Linked DNA regions of Homo sapiens: all the other regions are linked to region 1. A link is a contact called in ENCODE Hi-C or POLR2A ChIA-PET data. All regions are on one chromosome and are shown on one strand. The core of a region is the stretch at or near the end of the contact, and the rest is flanking DNA. Distances in the headings are between cores, read along the strand shown.

Region 1 (3,531 bases), core at 139-2,638:
TTACCATATTTTGAGAAGGCTTTAGGAGGCACAAAAAAAGGTTAAGAACCCCTTTCTGTTTACTATCTCATGAGGAAGGCTAGAAGCTTCAACAGATAAAATCAGTACAAAGTGGTGAGTGGCAGCTAGAAACATGCTCAGGAGCTGTGGAGCACAGGCTTGAGCAGAGATTCAGGGAAGGCTGATGGAGAAGATTCCTGAGCTGCATCTGGAATGAAGAAGAAACAGAAGCAGGAAAAGGTCATTCCCAGGAGAGAACAGAACAGATCTTAGGGCAGGAAATGGCCTATGTGGAAGGCGGGTACTGACAGTCAGAGCTTGCTTACTGTGCTAAGTCTTGGGGGCTCAAGAATGAATGAGGGACCTCCTAGGTGGTCAGTGTGCTCACTGTTCAGAACAATGTTTATGGGGACAGGGTGGAGAGGGGTATAGTTTGAAAAAGGAAATTTTTTTTTTGGACACGGAGTCTCACTCTGTCTCCCAGGCTGGAGTGCAATGGCATGATCTCGGCTCACTGCAATGTCTGCCTCCCAGGTTCAAGCGATTCTCCTGCCTCAGCCTCTCGAGTAGCTGGGATTACAGGTGTCCACCACCATGCCCGGCTAATTTTTGTATTTTTAGTAGAGATGGGGTTTCACCATGTTGGCCAGGCTGGTCTCAAACTCCCAACCTTAGGTGATCCGCTCGCCTTGGCCTCCCAAAGTGCTGGGATTACAGGCATGAGCCACTGTGCCTGGCCGCCTTTCTAGAATTTTATATGAGTGGAATCATACACCATGTGCTCTTCTCTTTGGTCTGGCTTCTTTCACATGGCATAATGCATTTGAGATTTGTTCATGCTGTTGCAAATCAACAGTTCATTCCCAATTTTTTTGCCAAGCAGTATTTATTATAGAATTATATACTCTGAAAAGGGGAAAAAAACCAACCTTTGTTTTCATAAAACAAAATTTTAAAAAGGAGTGAGATTTTTAATGCTTATCAAATGGGAATATGAGTTAAAAATTGTTGAGAAATGCTGCTCCAGCATGTGGTCAGAGAGCATTCCAGCCCAAGATTTTCTTATGTCAATGCTAAATTTGAGCACATTTGGAAGTATTTTAGACCTGAAAGAAGGCAGGACATCAAAACAACCACTAGAGCCGAGTGGGCCTTTGTAACCACAGACTCTCTGACGAAAAGATTTGTAAAGACTCTGCCTAATGAAGAGTTCAAAAAGCATTTTGTGTGTCATCTGTTTTCCTTACAGTCTCCTTACTTGGTAGATAAGGGGCAAGAATTATTTTCCATGTTGCATAAATAGGAAATGAGGTATAGCGAGTTTGAGATACTTATTACCCAAGATCCCAGGGAGTCAGAGGCAGACTGAGGACTGCAAAAGATCCCTCCTGGTCCACAATCTTAGCCTTGCCAGTAGGCTGGGCTGAAAGCTTTAAAAAAAAATACAGTAATTTCACTTTCACTTTTGTTCTTGTTTGGGTTGTGATACAATCTTTAATTTGAAAGAATGAAGGGTTTTCTTTTCCTTCTTTGTTTTTAAAACTTTCCCCTCTCTTCTTGGTAAACACCAACATGTGTGTTGACTCTATCCAGTTGAACTCAACAACCTAATGCCTGTTTTGTGCCAGGCTCTTTTCCAGGCACTAAGGAGGCACTGATCTGGACAAATCCTGGAGGTTACTGTGAAGCAGGAAGGACAAAATGACCAAATGAGAATTAAATTACTTTTTTAGGGTCGTGGAAGATTTGAAAATCTGGGGAAACATATGTGTCCTCTTTCCCCCAAAAAATGCACATAGTGTGTACACACACACACACACACACACACACACACGTGTGTGTGTGCGCTTGGGCTCACATGATTTTGCAATGATTTTAGCGTGTTTAGAGACCCCCCAGAACTTGTGTGTAGGATTGGCCTTTGGATGAGTATTTTTGGCATAGAATGAAATAGTAATGCCTTGAAGGCAGCACAAAGCCATAGTCACTGAATAGAGAGAAAGATTCAGAGGATCCTGTGAGATGGGTGGGGCTGTTAGTGTTTTGATAGACACGTGTACTGAGTTGGGAGGGTACTAATTTCTGGAAGGCAATATTCCAGGCAGAGGGCACATCTGAGAAAGGTAGGAGGGGAGGGAAGCAGAAAAATGCAAAGCAATCTGAGAAACCCAGTTTGGCTGGAGGATAGATTATATGAAGAGCAATCTTCAGAAACACCCATAGAAAGGTAGGCAGGGGTCATATTGTGAGTGATACTGAGTAAGCAAGGTGAGTAGTCTTCTTTTTATTCTCCCCAGTAAAATATTCTGCAGTTCCTTTTATTTTTAATTAGATGGCAAAACCCCATCTCTATCAAAAAACACAAAAATTAGCCGGGCTTGGTGGTGCATGCCTGTAGTCCCAGCTACTTGGGAGGCTGAGGCAAGAGGATCACTTGAGAGTGAGCTGTGATCATGCCACTGCACTCCAGCATGGCTGACACAGCAAGATGCTGTCTCAAAAATATGTATATATTATATACAGTTTTCTGTTGTTGTTTGTTTGGTTTTTTTGGAGATGGAGTTTCATTCTTGTTGCCCAGGCTGGAGTGCAGTGGTGTGACCTCTGCTCACTGCAACCTCCGCCTCCTGGGTTCAAGTGATTCTCCTGCCTCAGCCTCCCGAGTAGCTAGGACTACAGGTGTGCACCACCACACCCAGCTAATTTTTATAGTTTTAGTAGAGATGGGGTTTTACCATGTTAGTCAGGCTGGTCTTGAACTGCTGACCTCAGGTGATCCACCAACCTTGGCCTCCCAAAGTGCTAGGATTACAGGCGACTGGCCTTTTTTTTTTTTTTTTTTTTTTGAGATGGAGTCTTGCTCTGTCACCTAGGCTGGAGTGCAGTGGCACAATCTCGGCTCACTGCAACCTCCGCCTCCCGGGTTCAAGCGATTCTTCTGCCTCAGCCTCATGAGTAGCTGGGACTGCAGTTGCGTGCCACCACACCCAGCTAATTTTTGAATTTTTAGTAGAGACGGGGTTTCACCATATTGGCCAGGCTGGAGGTTTTTGTTTGTTTTTTTTTTTTTGAGATGGAGTCTCACTCTGATGCCCAGGCTGGAGTGCAGTGGCACAGTCTCAGTTCACTGCAACCTCTGGTTCCCGGGTTTAAACAGTTCTCCTGTCTCAGCCTCCTGAGTAGCTGGGACTACAGGTGCATGCCACCAAGACCAGCTAATTTTTGTATTTTTAGTAGAGATAGAGTTTCACCATATTGGCCAGGCTGGAGGTTTTTTTTTTTTTTTGAGATGGAGTCTCACTCTGATGTCCAGGCTGGAGTGCAGTGGTGCAATCTCAGCTCACTGCAACCTCTGCTTTCCAGGTTTAAGGAATTATCCTGTCTCAGCCTCCTGAGTAGCTGGTACTTACAGGCACATGCCACCACGACCAGCTAATTTTTGTATTTTTAGTAGAGAAGGGGTTTCACCCTGTCACCATATTGGATGGGGTTTCACCATATTGGCCTCAAACTCCTGACCTCAGGTGATCC
Region 2 (3,358 bases), core at 586-3,085, 560 kb after region 1:
ACAGCTCTATTTCCTATAGTTTGCTTGCCTGGGTTTGGAGCAATGGGCTTCAAAAATTTAGTTTATATCTTCCATAAAAAAAAAAACAACTTTGAAAAACTAGGTAGTCCATTATACATATTATTTAGGTTGAAATCTATAATTTTGTTTTGTATTAATGTAAAAAGTAGAATAGTAGTAATTTCTGATTCATTACAAATGTTAAACATTTTAAAGTAAATGGGTTAGATTATCTTAAATGTATCCAGTGGAATCAAAATAGTTAGCTCCATCCAGCAATTCCACTTCTGGGCGTATATCCTAAGGACTTGAAATCAGTATGTTGAAAAGACACCTGTACTCTCCCGTTGATTGCATTATTTAAAATAGCCCAAATATGGAATCAATCTAAGTGTCCATCAAAGGATGGATGGATAAAAATGGATTGGTATAAATACAAAATGGAATACTATTCAGCCTTAAAAAAGAAGAACTCTTATCATTTACAATGCAGATGAACCTGGAGGACATCACACTACGTGAAATAAGCGAGGCATAGAAAAACAAAAGACACATGTTTTTACTTATATGTGGAATCTAAAACAATTGAATTCATGGAAGCAGAGGGTAGAATGGTGGTTACCAGAGGCTGGGGGATGGGAGAAATAGGGAGATGTTTGTCAAAGGGTACAAAATTTCAGTCAGACAGGAGGAATAAATGATAAATACTTAAGGTGATGAATATTTTAGTTAGCTTTATTCAATCATTCCACACTGTATACATATATCATAACTTCACTGTGTACCTAACAATTATATAGGATTATAATTTGTCATAGAAAAATACCTTCAAATATCTTAGTCCAAATGGTTCTTGAAATGTGGTCCATGGACCTCTGGGATTCTTGAGACCCCCTCAGGTGATCTTCCAGGTCAATGTTATTTTTATAGTAGTAATAAGCTAGGTAGCTATTTGCCTTTTTTTCATGGGATTGGTATTTGTAATGATGATGCAAAAGCAATGGCGAATAAAACTGCTGGTGTCTTCACATGAATCAAGACAGTGGCACTCAACTGTGCCAGTTATTAATCAATATATACTTCACTACTGAGCAATGGTTATTTTTTTTTTAAAGCCAGCTGCACTGGCTTTAAAAAATCTTCAGTTGAACAGAATGTTAAAGTAAAGAACAGAATGTTAATTAAACAGTTAAAGAACAGTTAAAGAACAGAACGTTAATTAAAGAGTTGAACAGAACGTTAATTAAAGAACAGAACGTTCTTTAATTTTATTAAATCTTGGCCCTTAAGTGTATATCTTTCTGATATTCTTTGTGGCAACTTGGGAAATACACAGTTATTTTAAGGAAAAGTGTTTGCGCAATTGTTTCAGTTAAAGCTGAACTACCTAGTTTTTTTTTTTTTTCCTTCTTCATGGAGCCCCATCTTTACCTGAAGAAACTATTGACAGACAAACTACTATTATTTAGACTTGGATTTTTGGTAAACAGTTTTTCAAAAATGAACCAAGTGAATCTGTTAAGAAAAACAAATGACAGTATTTGTTATTGGCGGTACAATTCAAGCTTTCACTTAAAACTTAAATTTTGGAAAATTTGTATTTGTCACTGGAAACATGGCAGTTTCCCAATACTTCAAGACTTTTCTGATGAAAGTAGTGGTGATAACAAATGTGAATTTTTGATATTGTGTAATCAAATGTGTCAACATTTGAAAGATCTACTTAACTGAGTGAACTCATATTTTCCAAAGGTCAATACATGATGTTACAAAATTATGCATAGGCTTTTCAAAGCATTCATTTAAAGCACAAGACAGGCTGGGCACAGCGACTCATGCCTGTAATCCTAGCACTTTGGGAGGCCAAGGCGGGCAGATCCCTGAGCTCAGGAGTTCGAAATTAGCCTGGGCAGTATGGTGAGACCTCGTCTCTACAAAAAATACAAAAATTGGCTGGGTGTGGTAGTGTGTGCCTGTAATCCCAGCTACCTGGGGGGCCGAGGCAGGAGGATCACTTGAGCCTGGGGGGTCGAGGCTGCAGTGAGCTGAGAGTGCACCACAGCACTCCAACCTGGGTGACAAAGTGAGACCCTGTCTCAAAACAAAAAAACAAACAACACAAAGCACAAGATAGATTAATGGATTTTAATGTTACAGAGTGTAAAAACTTCATTGATATAGCTTCAGATTCCACATTGCAAATAACCTTTAAGATATTATTTTTTATTTTATTTTTTATATATTTAGAGGGTACAAGTGCACATTTCTTACATGCATACATTGTGTAGTGGTGAAGTCCGGACCTTTAGTGTATCCACCGCCCAGATAGTGAACATTGTACTCAACAAGTAATTTTTCAACCCTCAGCCACCCTCAACCCACCCACCTTTTGTAGTGTCCAATGTCTAATATTCTACTTTTTTACCACTTGTTGAGTTTTTTGTTGTGTCAGAGAAGAATATCTGCAATGATATGAAAAGGCTATTAAAATGCTCCTCCCTTTTCCAGCTATTTATTAACATTTTTGAGGAGCTAGATTTTCTTTATATACTTCAACCAAATGGCTTATCACAATGGGTTAAATGCAGAAGCAGATATAAGAATGCAGCAGTCTTCTAAGCCAGATGCATTAAAGACATTCACAAAAAATTTAAAATATTGTCACTCTTCTTTCTAACTTGTTTTGGTTTTAAAAATGTCATTATTTTTCATAGAAAAAATTTATATTAATATGAATGAGTTTATTGTTATTTTTAAATGAATTAATAAATATTTAAAAAGTTTTCCTTGAATTTTAAAAATGGTAAATATTTTAGAAGGCTGATGTTAGAGACATTCTTTGGTTTGAATGATCACTACATTATTATTGATGCATCATTGATCAAATTGATCAACAGGAGTTAAATAGAATAAGATCTAGTGTTTGGCAGCACAACAAGGCAACTATAGTTAACAATAGCTTATTGTGTATTTCACAATAGCTAGAAGCAAAATCTTGAAATGTTCCCAACAAAAAGAAATGGTAAATGTTTGAGGTGATGGATATCCCAATTACCCAGATTTAATAATTACATGTTGTATGTATGTATCAGAATATCACAGGTACCCGACACATATGTACAACTATTATGTATTCATAAAAATTTAACAAAATGAGAGTATTGTGAAAAAAACAGAATAAATACATCTCACATTTTGATAATTATTAATCACAAAGAGCAAATTTTTATTGAAATTATCTCTTCAGAAGATGGATGTGCCTGTTTTTTCCTTCAATTAGTTCATGTGTCTATGGATAAATGTCACATTTGCTGAATGAGACAAAATTCAAGAAAAATTAACATTAAAGAAAGAGAAG
Region 3 (3,666 bases), core at 230-2,729, 670 kb before region 1:
TGGGCTGCACTACAGTAGACCATTTATGGGAAGGGCAAGGCTTGTCCAGGGCCTAGTCCAGCCCCAGGGCTCACTACCTCCTGCCAGGTTCAGCTGTCTTTCTGACTTTCTGGAAGTCCTTTCTTGAATCCAACTGAAGTGCCTTCTGAATTTCCATGAGAATAACATAGCGAGCCTGGAGTCCAGCTCTTCAGACAGGGAAGGCCAGGAATGAGACAGGTGTGGTCTGATTGTGTGTGTGTGTGTGTGTGTGTGTGTGTGTGTGTAGAGGAGAGAGGTCCCAGGGCTATTAGACTAGGTGAGAAGTGCCAGGCCTAAGGCTCTTGGCCCTGCAATCTGTTTGGGATGAAGAGATCGAAGCTGGCTGGCTGTGAAACGCTTCAGTGAAGGCCTGGGCTCCTGGAGAGCCGGAGGAGGAAACTTTCAGGACCTGGGGCTCAGGGTAAGGGAAGAAAGTTCAGGGGTGAGCAGACCCCAAAAGCCCCACCTTGTGGCCTCCCCAGCTAGATGGAATCTGGCCCATCTGTCCCTGAACCCAGGCTAGTCGGCTTTGCACCAAGGGATTCCCAGGCTGGCCTCTCCAGCCTGCCCTGTGATCCCTTTATCCATTAATCCCCTTGTACTGTAAAGATTCTCAGCTTCCTGGGCTGGACTAGAACTGGCAGTCACCTGGGGGAGGAGGTGTGTAGCAAGGCTAGAGAGAGGTGGGGCGGAGCTGTGACCTGCCCCAGGCTGCAGAGATATAGGCCTGACAAATGGGGCGAGAAAGGGGTAGCTGTTAAGAAATGCAAGTTGGCAAAGTTGAAATTGGGGAAGGAAGCTAAGTCACATGGCAAATTTGTTTAAGACCCTTTCAAGTCCCCAGCTCTGAGCCCCCACCATGAGGGGAGACCTCAGTGTTGCCTAGCCCCCTCCCCTCTTATCTCTGCCTGGCTTCCCTAAGCTTCCTTCCTTTAGTCTGCTTGGCGGTGCTTGGCCAGCCCAGCATCCATCTGTTGATACTACAGGGTTAAGTAGGGGATAGGTAGGGGTTTGGGGGGGATCCAAGGGACCCAAGGGACAATGTTAGATTGCACCCCAGCCCTCTCCCATTTGGGTTCTCTAGCTGCAGTTATTTCCCTAGTTCTAGGCTACTCTGAAATCTTGGTCAATGACTGTCTGAATTTTGAACCAAGAGCAGTGGTGGCTTGGGAGAGAAAGACTGAAGAAGACAGAAGAAACTGTGGGGGAATGGGTATTTGGGGTGCCTTCCGAGTCCCAAAGCCAGTCAATGCCAATCAATGCCACCTGTGTCCAGTTTACAGATCTCAGAAACTGAGGCCCATACAGGGCCTCATGTGGGCTGTGTGGAGACCTGAGAATCTTGGTGGTGGCCTCCTGCTGCAGAAATAGGGTTTATGTCATCATAAGGAAGTGGAGTGTAGTAACCACAGGCCCCGGAAACCTCCCCCTCCACCACCCAGCCTGCCTGCCTGATTGGATCTCAGCTTTTGAAAACCTCCAAGTGGAGGTGAGGCGGGGCCCAGGCCTGGGCCAGGGAGGTGGCAGAGGTGATATGTGCCTGGCATGCTTATTTTTGCAACCCTGGGGGCAAAGGGCAGGGCAGGAACTGATGCAATTCATCCACTGGCTTCGTCATGGGGCACCTTCCCTGTTTGTCTTTTGTGGGCCTCAGTTTTACCCACTGGAAAATGGGAACTGCTGTGTTCTGGTTTGTTCATTTGTGAAGAGCAGTGGCTTGGAGGAAGACGGACATAAAATCTTTGGAGGGAACAAAATGCAGAGTAGATTCCTGAGGAATTGAATATAAATAAAATGTTTTTTTAAAAAAAATGGGTCCTAGGCCAGGCGCAGTGGCTCATGACTGTGATCCCAGCACTTTGGGAGGCTGAGGCAGGTGGATCACAAGGTCAGGAGTTCAAGACCAGCCTGACCAATATGGTGAAGCTCCATCTCTACTAAAAATACAAAAATTAGACGGACATGGTGGCGCATGCCTGTAGTCCCAGCTACTCAGGAGGCTGAGACAGGAGAATCACTTGAACCTGGGAGGCGGAGGTTGCAGTGAGCTGAGATCGCACCACTGCACTCCAGCCTGGGTGACTAAGCAAGAATCTTTCTCAAAAATAAAATAAAATAAAATGGGCCCTAATGTAAGTGTACCTAAGAGATGTCTCTGTAGTTTAAGCTTTAGTGAACTATTTAGTAAATTGAATTCACCTCCAGTCCTTTGATTAATATATTAATTTAGAGCAGAATGCATGGTGTGGTGGAGAGGAGTATGAACCAGGAGGTGGCTAAGCACTATAATGTATTGAACACTTACTCTGTGCCTACAGCATCCCATTCAGCTGGCTAGGTGATTGATGTTATTCCCATCATATAGATGCACAAACACAGGTGGCAAATGGAGGAGGCTGGATTTGAACCCAGGGTATTCTCAGTTGTGAACACATGCTCTTCATGCAACTCTAAGCTGCCTCCTAATTGAGGTGCTAATTAGCTGTGTTCTTGAAGTCTCTATGCCTCAGTTTCTTCAAATGCTTTACTACACACAGTGGCCGTGAACATGAATGTGGGAAAGTGAAAATGGAAAGGCACATGGTGCTGTGCAGATGTGTGGCAGGGCTGAGGCTGTCCAGATTCTCCTGTATGGGATTGCTTAGCAGCATGGGGCTGCCTGGCACCACCATGGTCCTAGCTCCTAAATCCGTGCTGTCATCGTTTGTGTTTGGGGAGCTTCTCCAGCCACATTCTCCCTTTCTTAGATCACTGCAGCCATCCCTGGCATGTGTCTTCCTGCCTGAATTCCACCTTGGCACTCTCTCAGGAAGGATATTCTGGGGGCAGCCAAGTCTTTTGCTGGCCCCCCACCTCACACACACCAAAGGGCGGAACCCCATGTGTGCTAGGTCTCCTAGCCTTTCATTTTACCCTCTAGAAAGTATTGAGAACATTGAGGAGGAAAGCAATGTCTTCTGTGCCCCTCCCTCTTAGAACAGCCAGAGGGGCACTGAGAGGGCCCTGGGCTGGGTGGGGGTCAGAGGTTGCTTCCCTGCCATGAGGGAAGCTGGACTGGAACGGCTCTTCCTTGGCCCCAGAGATCCACCCACCTCAATCCCTATGTGAAGCTCCAGGGCAGGCGGCAGCAGTGTTGGCTGCAGTACCCTGTTTCTGGAGGACTTTCTCTTTCACCTCCAGCTGCTCTGGGGTGTGGAAAGGAGGTCATGCTGCCATCCCATCCCCAAATGCCTGAGTGTCTATCCCTCTGCTTTCCTGAGGTGAAGCCCCCTGTCCTTTATGAAGGCTGGGCTGGTCCCACCTGAGGCTGACTTAAGGTGCACCCTGGAGAGCTGTCCTGCATGCAGTGTGGGCAGGGGGCCAGGGCCGGTGTGGTGGGGAGAGGCTTGCTGCCCTCCACAGCCAGCCTTCTGTTGCTCTGCATTCCTCAGCAGGGGAGCATCCCCAGGGCCCAGTCCCCACTGGCCATTCCCCACCAGATGCAGATGCCAATACCGTCACAGCTCTGGGCTCTGGGCGAAGCCTGACTCTGCAGCGTCTCCTGTCTCTGGGGAGGTCATGGGAAACCCCTGCCAGATGCCCTGAGATGGGGGTGGGACAGGGAGAGTGGCGCTGCAGCACAGCTGAGCAGTACTTCCCTGGGCT

What was found. A loop is a pair of places that touch in the nucleus more often than their neighbours do. ChIA-PET counts read pairs that join two places held with the same protein, here RNA polymerase II (POLR2A). Pooled maps may share reads with other maps.
Region 2: a map of transverse colon shows a loop between it and region 1 (6-fold over the local background). The contact joins two enhancer-like sites. A Hi-C loop is called at or near these places in 1 of 168 maps with a recorded cell type or tissue (transverse colon) and 2 of 50 pooled maps. POLR2A ChIA-PET finds 5 or more read pairs at or near these places in 2 of 52 experiments (PC-3 and PC-9).
Region 3: a loop to region 1 is called in a pooled map, with 5 times the contacts of the local background. The contact joins two enhancer-like sites. A Hi-C loop is called at or near these places in 6 of 50 pooled maps.

What each region holds. Positions count from the first base shown.
Region 1 is chr1:200,350,093-200,353,623 of GRCh38, reverse strand. All of the region lies in intron 4 of LINC00862 (long intergenic non-protein coding RNA 862), which reads left to right. Among named protein-coding and RNA genes, the nearest start is that of LINC00862, 22 kb to the left of the region's middle. RefSeq lists enhancers at 49-549, 550-1,050. Within about 2 kb of position 1,388, at least 6 of the 41 ENCODE cell types and tissues checked have a DNase peak (open chromatin) inside an H3K27ac peak, as active enhancers do.
Region 2 is chr1:199,792,693-199,796,050 of GRCh38, reverse strand. No RefSeq gene overlaps it. Among named protein-coding and RNA genes, the nearest start is that of NR5A2, 230 kb to the left of the region's middle. Within about 2 kb of position 1,835, at least 2 of the 41 ENCODE cell types and tissues checked have a DNase peak (open chromatin) inside an H3K27ac peak, as active enhancers do.
Region 3 is chr1:201,017,409-201,021,074 of GRCh38, reverse strand. All of the region lies in intron 1 of KIF21B (kinesin family member 21B), which reads left to right. Among named protein-coding and RNA genes, the nearest start is that of KIF21B, 4.5 kb to the left of the region's middle. RefSeq lists enhancers at 1,135-1,234, 1,340-1,634. Within about 2 kb of position 1,479, at least 16 of the 41 ENCODE cell types and tissues checked have a DNase peak (open chromatin) inside an H3K27ac peak, as active enhancers do.